Regions from separate parts of the Homo sapiens genome. Here region 2 is linked to region 1. The links are chromatin loops, found by intact Hi-C in ENCODE. Cell type or tissue: endothelial cell of umbilical vein. All regions are shown on one strand. Region 1 overlaps ZRANB1 (zinc finger RANBP2-type containing 1). Region 2 has its middle 18 kb from the start of ZRANB1.

Region 1 (5,000 bases):
AGGTGGGAGAATTGCTTGAGCCCACAAGGTATAAGGTTACAGTGAGCCAAGATCGCACCACTGCACTCCAGTCCAGGCAACAGACCAAGACCCTGTCTCCAAAAAGAAAAAAAGGAATAATTCTAAAAGACTTATATTGATTTTTTTCCCCAATTAACATTAAACGCCTCCACCTGCCCCGTGGGAAATTGGGTTGGCATGTCACTGAAAGGCAAGTACAATATATTCAGACTTGAGAACCTGAGTCAGCTAAAATCACGGGTATCCAAGAGAACAGCACAGCTAGCTACAAACACAAATAGCCTATCTTGAAGTGACGGGTGGAGGGGTTCAAATAAAAGAAAATTGCTTTCTCAGTTCTTACTATGTATCTTATATGACTTAAGAAAACATCTCACTCCAGCTGATTTCAATTAAGTGCAAAAGGCACCTCAGCAAAGAGCATCTTTAAAAGGAGACTACACAAGCTACATGCTGGCTCCTCCTCTCCTGGCCTAGAAAACCCACGGCTGCTCACTCTACTCTCTACTGGTCACATGACAGGCCCAGTGGACAAACCTAATGCAACTCAACACAAGAACTATGTATGGGTTATTCCTTAGGGCTAGTATATCTGATCTCCCGAATCCATGGCAACAACACTTACTATCTAACCACTAATTTTCACCCCAACCCACCCCCCAATACTGTAAGGATGTCTGTGTGATCACTGTAATCAATGCAGCTTCCTATGCCTGAACTGTAAACCATCGGGCAAAGCTCCCCGGTGGCAGGGACTGGAGGAGGTGATGCCAAACCATGCTGTTCTGGGACACCTGTCCATATGCCAGCCCTAGGTGCTCACTCCTGAAGCATCCTTTAAGAGTCAGGACTATGGACTAAAAGTTCTGCTGCAACAACTCTTGCCAGTGGCTGTAAACAAACAGCCTAGTTCCTTCTCACCCTAGTAGCCACTCCCTATCTAGCCTATTTACAACATCAGACTGTATTTCTCCACCAAACCATCTTTTTTTTTTTTTTTTTTTTTTTTTCTTAGCAGGGTCTCACTCTGTCACCTAGGCTGGAGTGCAGTGGCATGATCTTGGCTCAGTGCAGCCTCAACCTTCCAGGCTCAAACAATCCTTCCACCTCAGCCTCCCAGGTAGCTGGAACTACAGGCACACACTACCACGCCTGGCTAAATTTTGTATTTTTTGGTGGAGACAGGGTTTCACTATGTTGCCAAGGCTTGTCTTGAACTCCTAGGCTCAAGAGATCTGCCCACAATCTCCCTATCTCTATGCTGGACTTCTGGGACCTCAAATGACTTGCAACCATCTGAGAATTCCAGTCCCGATACAAACATTAGTGACAACTCACTCATAAGATCATCCATAGCCAGCTCTGAGGAACAGGTGGGCATAAACCCCAAAGCAATTCTTACTCACCACAAATGTCTTTTTAAAAAAAGAAAAAAAAAAAAAAAAAGGCCAGGTGCAGTAGTAGCTCATGCCTGTAATCTCAGCACTTTGGGAGGCTAAGGCAGAAGAAACACTCGAGTCCGGGAGTTCAAGACCAGCCTGGGCAATACAGTGAGGACCTCATCTCTACAGAAAAATTTTAAAATTAGCCACGTGTGGTGGCACACTCCTACAGTCCCAGCCACTCATAGGAAGCTGAGGTGGGAGGATCACCTGAGCCCAAGAAAGTGAAGGATGCAGTGAGCCAAGATCGTGCCCCTGCATTTCAGCCTGGGTGACAGAGCAAGACCCTTTCTCAAAAAACAAACACCACCACCAAAAACCCTCATCACTAAAAAAAAGACATCACTTCTAAAATCCACAGTGTACTTTTGGCCTTTCAACAGATCAGGAAATTACCACCAAAGAAAAGGCCAGGCGCGGTGGCTCACGCCTGTAATCCTAGCACTTTGGGAGGTCGAGGTGGGCGGACTGCCTGAGCTCAGGAGTTCGAGACCAGCCTGGGCAACATGGTGAAACCCCATCTCTACTAAAAATACAAAAAATTAGCCAGGTATGGTGGCGCCACCTGTAATCCCAGCTACTTCGAAGGCTGAGGCACGAGAATTGCTTGAACCCGGGAGGCAGAGGTTGCAGTGAGCCGAGATCATGCCACTGCACTCCAGCCTGGGCGACAGAGTAAGACTCTGCCTCAAAAAAAAAAAAAAAAAAAAAAAAGGAAATTACCACCAAAGAAAAGATTACTGGCTGCCTTTTTAGAGAGAACCTGCAAAGTGGTAGATTTACCACAGTTCAAACCTGGCTTTCCATCTTACAGGGCAGAGTGACATTAACCAAAACTACAAGGCAGACCTGTGAAACCACAATGCCAAGAACCCACTGTCTTAGGAACCAAACCAGGTTCATCCTCTTGACATAGACAGGCCCATAGCAGTGGTCAAGAAAATCAGCAGTAGGAAGCTAAGAAAATCAGCAACAGGAAGCTGCTTGGTGACCACAGGATCTGATCAAGAGGGCCAGACCGGCAGAGCACTGACCAGCATCAGGCTTACCCAGCCCGATGAACCTACTTCATACTACCAGACAGCCATCTCCACTAAGAGGCACAAAAGAGCCCTCTCTCCAGGACAATTACTAATTGACTAAAACTACCGGAGTGACACATTCATTCTTTAGCTTTATTATACATCCAGTCAGGTCATCCAGGAAGTTATTTTATTTCTCTAATGTGCCCACAAATTGTTACTCTATTACGTTATGCTTCCCCCTCCGCTCCCCACAAGACAGTCTCACTCTGTCACCCAGGCTGGAGTGCTGTGGCACGATCTTGGCTCGCTGCAACCTCCTCTTCCTCCTGGATTTAAGCAATTCTCGTGCCTCAGCTTCCTGAATAGCTGGGATTATAGGCATGCACCACCACACCTGGCTAATTTTTGTATTTTTAGTAGAGACAGGGTTTCAACAAGTTGGCCAGGCTGGTCTTGAACTCCTGGCCTCAAATGATCTGCCTGCCTCAGCCTCCCAAAGCAATAGGATTGCAGGCATGAGCCACAAACCCCAGCCATACTGCATTATGCTTTGATCTACAATTTAGCTCTCAAGAAAGTAATTTATAGGCCGGGCACGGTGGCTCATGCCTGTAATAACTAAATGAGATAATGTTCAAAGAACCAAAAAAATACCACATAAGTCAAACAAATGTAAAGACTGAACTATTCATTCACAAAAACAATTATTTTTCCAGTGATTGCATGCTGTTAAAAAATATATATATAAAGAACACTTTGATACAATTGAAGAAATGTGATTATGAACTGTTAGATAACAGAATCAATGTTGAATTACTTAGATGTAGGAATGGGGATGTGGGTGAGTAGGACAATATTCTTATTCTGGAAAGATGTATGTTGATATTTTGAAGGGTAAAGCATCATGATGTCTACAACGAATTGACCCACGAGTCTTTCTGTATGGAGACATGGAGCAGGTGTGGCAAAATGTTAATAACTGCTCAACTGAATGAAGAAAATACCAGGATCTATTGCACTGAATTTTTTTAAAATTATTCCATGGGTTTGAAAATTTGCAAAATAAAAAATGTGATCTTAAGACTCCCTCAGGAAGGAAAAAAACTTGTAACACAATGTCAAGATAACCTCTTATGTGAACACAAATATTCAATAAGGCTGGGTGCGGCAGCTCAGGCCTGTCATCCAAGCACTTTGGGGGCCCCAGGCAGGCGGATCGCTTGAGATCAGGATTATCAAAGCCACCCTGGGAAAGATGGCAAAACTCCATCTCTACCAAAAATACATAAAACAGCCAGGCATGGTGATGAGCACCTGTAGTTCTAGCTACTCAGGAGGCTGAGGTGGATGGATGGCTTGAGCCCAGGAGGTGGAGGATGCAGTGGGCCAAGACTGCACCACTGCACTCCAGCACAGCAATTGAGCCAGACCCTGCTTCCATCGATGGATCAATCAATCAATCAGTCAATCAATCCCTAAAAAGATGAGCAACGGCCTTATCAATATTTAAGGCTACTATATATAACTTGAAATGCTGCATTTGAAATGTTCAAATATACTGCCTGTGTCTTATAGAAACAATAAATGCTTGCATTTTAAAGCTTCAAATGTTTCTATTTTAAAATTTAGCAAAAAAATGTATAAAAACCATTGATTCTTGCTTTTATCTCATTTCTTGGGGGAAAAACAAAAACAGAAACCATGGACGTGTTCAAAGTATTTTAATGTCCAAAATGAACTGTTTTTCCTCCAGTTTCCATAGAAAATATAACTGACATAAAAAGTATCCCACCACTACAAGGAAATAATCCAGCAAATGCACTCCTGGGTTGAAACAGGGCAGAATGCCAGCTCACCAATGTGAACAGTCATGCAGGCTGTCATGCAGGGCTTTCCGAAGCACTGAGTCCTTGTCATAGATGCCCCAGGTAGCTTGTAGAACTGAATCAAGTAGGCAGTCTCCTGCAGTCCGGTTCCAAAGTGCATACAGTCGACTGTCCAAACGTGTAGCCAATTCCAAGGACCAGTTAATAATTGGAGATTCTTCTTCTAATTCTGTACGATGGATTTAAATACATGTTCATTTCCATACCTATGTCATTAGAGAATACTCATGGGGAGAAGAACCTATTTTCTAGCTATAAAATGGTTTATATGTAATTTACCAATAAACACCTAAATAAAATTGACCAATTGAAATATAAACTTTTGAGTACTTGAAACATCTTCTGTCTCTAGAATAATTTAATAAACTTTTAAATTCTTTACAGTTTTATTTTCTAAAAAGTGTTTCATATAGAAATATATACATTCTGGAACAGGAAGCGGAGAACCAAGGTTTTAAAATTTTTGTATCTTTATTTGTTCACTCTGTAACAGTGAACCATACAATATAACACTGAACTTCAGGACTTTACGTCTTTAATTTAAAATAAAAATAAAGCAAGTTGACTACACACCAAACTACACCATGCCTTACTAAACAAAACTTACTTGATCAGATGAAAGGTAA
Region 2 (5,000 bases), 52 kb after region 1:
AAAAAGAAAAAAAGAGAATTACAGTGATAGCCTGCATAACCATGTGTCAATCGAAGACAGACTGTATATGTGACAGTAGTCCCCATAAGATTATATAACAAAGCTGAAAAATTTGCCTTGTGACGTCAAAGCCACCATAATGTCATGGCACAATACATTCATTACTCACGTTTGTAGTGATGCTGGTGTAAACAAACCTACTGCGCTGGCAGTCTAGCTATGTGTAGCATGTAAAATTATATACAGTACGTAATATCTGATCATGATAATAAGTATGTTACCAGTTTGTTTACTATACTTTTTATTGTCATTTTACAATGTTACTCCTACTTCCTTTAAAAAAAAAAGTCTACTGTAAAGAAGCCCTAGGCAGGTCCTTCAGGAGGTATTCTAGAAGGCATTGTTATCACAGATGATAGCTCTACGCATGTTATTGCCCCCGAAGACCTTCCAGTGGGACAAGATGTACAGGTGGAAGACAGTGATACTGATGATCCTGGCCCTGTGTAGGCCTAAGCTAACGTGTGTCCTAGTTTTTGGCAAAAAAAGCTTATAAGGTAAGGATCTAAAGAACCAAAATATTTTTGTGCAGCTACACAATGTGTTTGTGTTTTAAGTGTTACTACAAAAGTCTAAAGTTTTTTTAAAAATTAAAAATTTATAAAGTTAAAAAGTTACAATAAGCTAAGATTAATTTATTTTTGAAGAAAATTTTTTAAATAAACTTAGTGTAGCCAAAGTGTTCACTGTCTATGAAGTCTACAGTGGTGTATAGTAATGTCCTTGACATTCATTCATCACTCACTCACTGACTTACCCAGAGCAACTTCCAGTTTTGCAAGCTCCATTCCCCTATACAGGTGTACCATTTTTTATCTTTTACACCATATTTCTACTGTGCTTTTTCTATGTTTATGTTTACACTCATGAATACTTATCTTTGTGTTAGAAAAACACCACAGTATTCAATACAGTAACATGCTATACAGCGTTTATGGCCTAGGAACAACAGGCTATAACCCATGGCCTACTGTGCAGTAGGCTATACTATCTAGGTTTTGTCTAAGTAGACTCTATGATGTTCGCACAACGACAAAATCACCTAAAAATGCATTGCTCAGAACATTTAAGCAACGCGTGACTGTGCACTGCTAAAACTAAGTGTGTTTCAACAAATGATGCAGGGATAACCAGACAGCCACATGCAAAAAAACTCAGTTGGACCTCTGCCTCAAATTATACACAAAGCTCAACTCAAAATGATCAGAGACCTAAATTTGAGAGCTAAAACTAAGAAACTCTTAGAAGAAAACATAAATTGTCATGACCCTGGGTTAGGCAAAAGCACAAGTGACAAAAGAAAACATAGGTAACTTAATCAAATTAAAAACTTTTGTGCTTCAAAGAACACCATAAAGAAGGTGAAAACACAACCCACAGACAGAAGAAAGTATTTGCAAATACAGGAAGGGAATTGTATCCAGAATACATAAAGAACTCTTGCAAAAAATCACCAACAAAAAGACAAATAACCCAAATGAAAAATGGGCAAAACACTGAAATAAACACCACTCTAAACAAGATATGCAAATGGCCAAGAAGCACATGAAAAGATGCTCATCATTAGTCATTAGGGAAATGCAAATAAAAACTAGGAGATGCCATTCCACTAGAATGACAATTTAAAAAAAAAACAGACAATAACAAGTGTTGATTAGGATGTAGAGAAACGGAACATATATTGCTGGCAGAAATGTAAAATGGGCAGGGAGCAGTGGCTCACGCCTGTAATCCCAGCATTTTGGGAGGCCGAGGCGGGTGGATCACTTGAGGTCAGGAGTTCGAGACCAGCCTGGTCAACATAATGAAACCTCATCTCTACTAAAAAAATACAAAAATTAGCCAGGCATGGTGGTGCGTGCCTGTAGTCCCAGCTACTCAGGAAGCTGAGACATGAGAATCGCCTGAACCCGGGAGGCGGAGGTTGCAGTGAGCCGAGATCACGCCACTGCACTCCAGCCTGGGCAGACAAACTGAGACGCTGTCTCAAAAAAAAAAAAAACAGCAAAATGATGCAACCACTTTGGAAAACAGGCAGAAAGTTCCTCAAAGGTTAAACATAATTAGCACATGACCCAGCAATTCCATCTGTAGGTATATACCCAAGAGAAGTAAAAACTTACATCTGAACAAAAACTTGTACACAAATGTTCACAGCAGTATAATAGCCAAAAAGTGGAAAAAATCCAAATGCCCATCAATCAATGAATGGATAAACAAAATGCTGTTTATACAATGGAGTATCAGCCAGCCACAAAAAGGAATGAAGTACTGACACATGCCACAACATAAACCTTGGAAGTATTATAAGAGAAAAAAGCCACATAAACGGTCATATATTGTACAATTCCATTTACGACATATCCAGAATAGGCAAATCTAGAGAGACAAAGTAGATTAGTGGTTGCCAGGAGCTGAGGCAAGGCGGAAATGACTCCTTAATGAGTACAGAGTTTCTTTTTGGGGTCATGAAAATGTTCCAGGATTATATAGTGGTTGGTAATGGCTGTACAACTCTGTTAAGTATACTAAAAACTACTGAATTGTATACTTTAAAGGGGTGAATTTTATGGTATATGAAATACACCTCAATGAAGCTGCTTTTTTTTTTTTTTAGAAAAAACTGGAAAGATTTGCAACTGATTCCAATTAATATCACGCATTCAAATATTTTTTATTTATATGAATTAAAACCACCCACATTATGGCCAGGTGCGGAGGCTCATCAAGCCTGCAGTCCCAGCACTTTGGGAGGCCAAGGCGGGCAGATCACTTGAACTCAGGAGTTTGACACCAGCCTGAGTAACGTACCAAGACCCCATCTCAAAAAAAAAAGAAAGAGACCACCCACATTAAAAATTGACTTGACAAAGGATGAAAAACCAAAACTGCGGTGTGTGAGTTCAGGAGTGAGAGGGACAGTTTGCCCTCAATATATGAACAATAAAAATAACAAAAATTCTTTTTTTTTGGTAAGAGATAGGGTCTTGCTACTTTGCCCAGTTATATGGTTTGGCTCTGTGTCCCCACCCAAATCTCATTGCCAACTGTAATCCCCATGTGTCAAGGGAGGGACCCGGTGGGAAGTGACCGGATCATGGGGGCGGTTTCCCCTATGCTGTTCTTGAGATACTGAGTGAGTTCTCAGGAGATCTGATAGTTTAAAAGCGTGGCACTTCCCCTGCTCACTCTCTCTCTCCTGCCTTGTGAAGGTGCTTTTTTTCTCTTCACCTTCTACCATAAGTTTCATGAAGCCTCCCCAGTCATGAGAAACTGTTAGTCAGTTAAACCCCTTTTCTTTATAAATTACCAATCTCAGGTAGTTCTTTTTCTTTTCTTCCGAGGCAGGCTGAAGCGCAGTGGCACAATCTCGGCTCACTGCAACCTCCACCTCCTGGGTTCAAGATTCTCCTGCCTTGGCCTCCCAAAGTGCTGGGATTACAGGTGCGCACCACCACGCCCAGCTAATTTTTTTGAATTTTTAGTAGAGACACGGTTTCACCATGTTGGTCAGGTTGGTCTCGAACTCCTGATCTCGTGATCCACCTGCCTTGGCCTCCCAAAGTGCTGGGATTACAGGTATGAGCCACAGCACCTGGCATCAGCTAGTTTGTTTTTTTTGTTTGTTTGTTTTTGAGACAGAGTCTTGCTCTGTCGCCCAGGCTGGAGTGTAGCTCGGCTCTCTGCAACCTCTGCCTCCTGGGTTCAAGCAATTCTCCTGCCTCAGCCTCCCGAGTAACTGAGACTACAGGTGTGCACCACCATGCCCAGCCAATTTTTGTGTTTTTAGTAGAGACGAGGTTTCACCATGTTGGCCAGGATGGTCTTGAACTCCTGACCTTGTGATCTACCCGCCTAGGCCTCCTAATGTGCTGGGATCACAGGAGTGAGCCACTGCGCCCGGCTGATAGTTCTTTATAGCAATGTGAAAACAAACTAATACACCCAGACTGGACTCGAATTCCTGGGATCAAGCGATCCTCCCACCTGAGCCTCCCATGTAGCTGGGACTACAGCCACATGACACCACGCCTGGGTAGTAGTTTATTTTTTTCATTACTAAAAAATTTAGGGCCAGGCGCAGTGGCTTACCACGGCTGAATACAAAAATTAGCCAGGCAAGGCTGGGCACAGTGGCTCACGCCTGTAATCCCAGCACTTTGGGAGGCAGAGGCGGGCAGATCACGAGGTCAGTTCGAGACCAGCCGGGCCAACACGGTGACACCCCATCTCTACTAAAAGATACAAAAAAATGAGCTGGGCATGGTGGCACGTGCCTGTAATCCCAGCTACTCAGAAGGCTGAGGCAGGAGAATCACTTCAAGCCGGGTGGTGGAGGTTGCAGTGAGCTGAGATCGTGCCATTGTACTCCAGCCTGGGTAACAGGGAGAGACTCCATCTTAAAAAAAAAAAAAAAAAATTAGCCAGGTGTGGTGGCACGCATCTGTAGTCTCAGCTACTGGGGAGGCTGAAGTGAGAGGATAGCTTGAGCCTGGGAAGTCAAGGCTGCAGTGAGTTGTGATCATGCCATACACTCCAGCCTGGGCAACACAGTGAGACCCTATTAAAAAAAAAATATATATATACATATATTTTACATATATATATATATTTTACATATATATATATATTTTACATATATATATATATATTTTACATATATATATAATTTGGGCTCAGGGGTTCATGCCAATAATCCCAGCACTTTGGGAGGCCAAGGCAAGAGGATTGGTTGAGCCCAGGAATTCAAGACCAGCCTGGGGGCAATATAGAGAGATCTTGTCTCTACAAAAAATTTTTTTAAAAAGCCAGGCACAATGGTACACACCTATAGTTCCAGCTACTTGGGAGGCTAAAGTGGGAGGACAGTTTGTTGAGTCATGATCAGCACTGCACTCTGGCCTGGGAGACACAGCAAGACCCTGTGTCAAAAAAAATTT

What was found. Hi-C counts contacts between places; a loop is a spot of excess contacts. Peaks named below come from ENCODE experiments on the same cell type or tissue, not always from the same donor. Only the 100,000 strongest peaks of a DNase experiment are listed, where the experiment ranks them.
Region 2: it touches region 1 in a loop (3-fold over the local background); 27 of 110 quality-filtered maps call a loop at or near these places.

What each region holds. Positions count from the first base shown.
Region 1 is chr10:124,973,743-124,978,742 of GRCh38, reverse strand. It overlaps ZRANB1 (zinc finger RANBP2-type containing 1), which reads right to left. Exons shown (of 9, transcript NM_017580.3): 5 at 4,345-4,543. Among named protein-coding and RNA genes, the nearest start is that of ZRANB1, 34 kb to the right of the region's middle. In endothelial cell of umbilical vein, no CTCF peak of the experiment used is centred here; a DNase peak (open chromatin) is centred at 2,572; H3K27ac peaks cover 692 bases.
Region 2 is chr10:124,921,973-124,926,972 of GRCh38, reverse strand. It overlaps a transcript of ZRANB1 not described here. Among named protein-coding and RNA genes, the nearest start is that of ZRANB1, 18 kb to the left of the region's middle. In endothelial cell of umbilical vein, no CTCF peak of the experiment used is centred here; a DNase peak (open chromatin) is centred at 2,462; H3K27ac peaks cover 1,746 bases.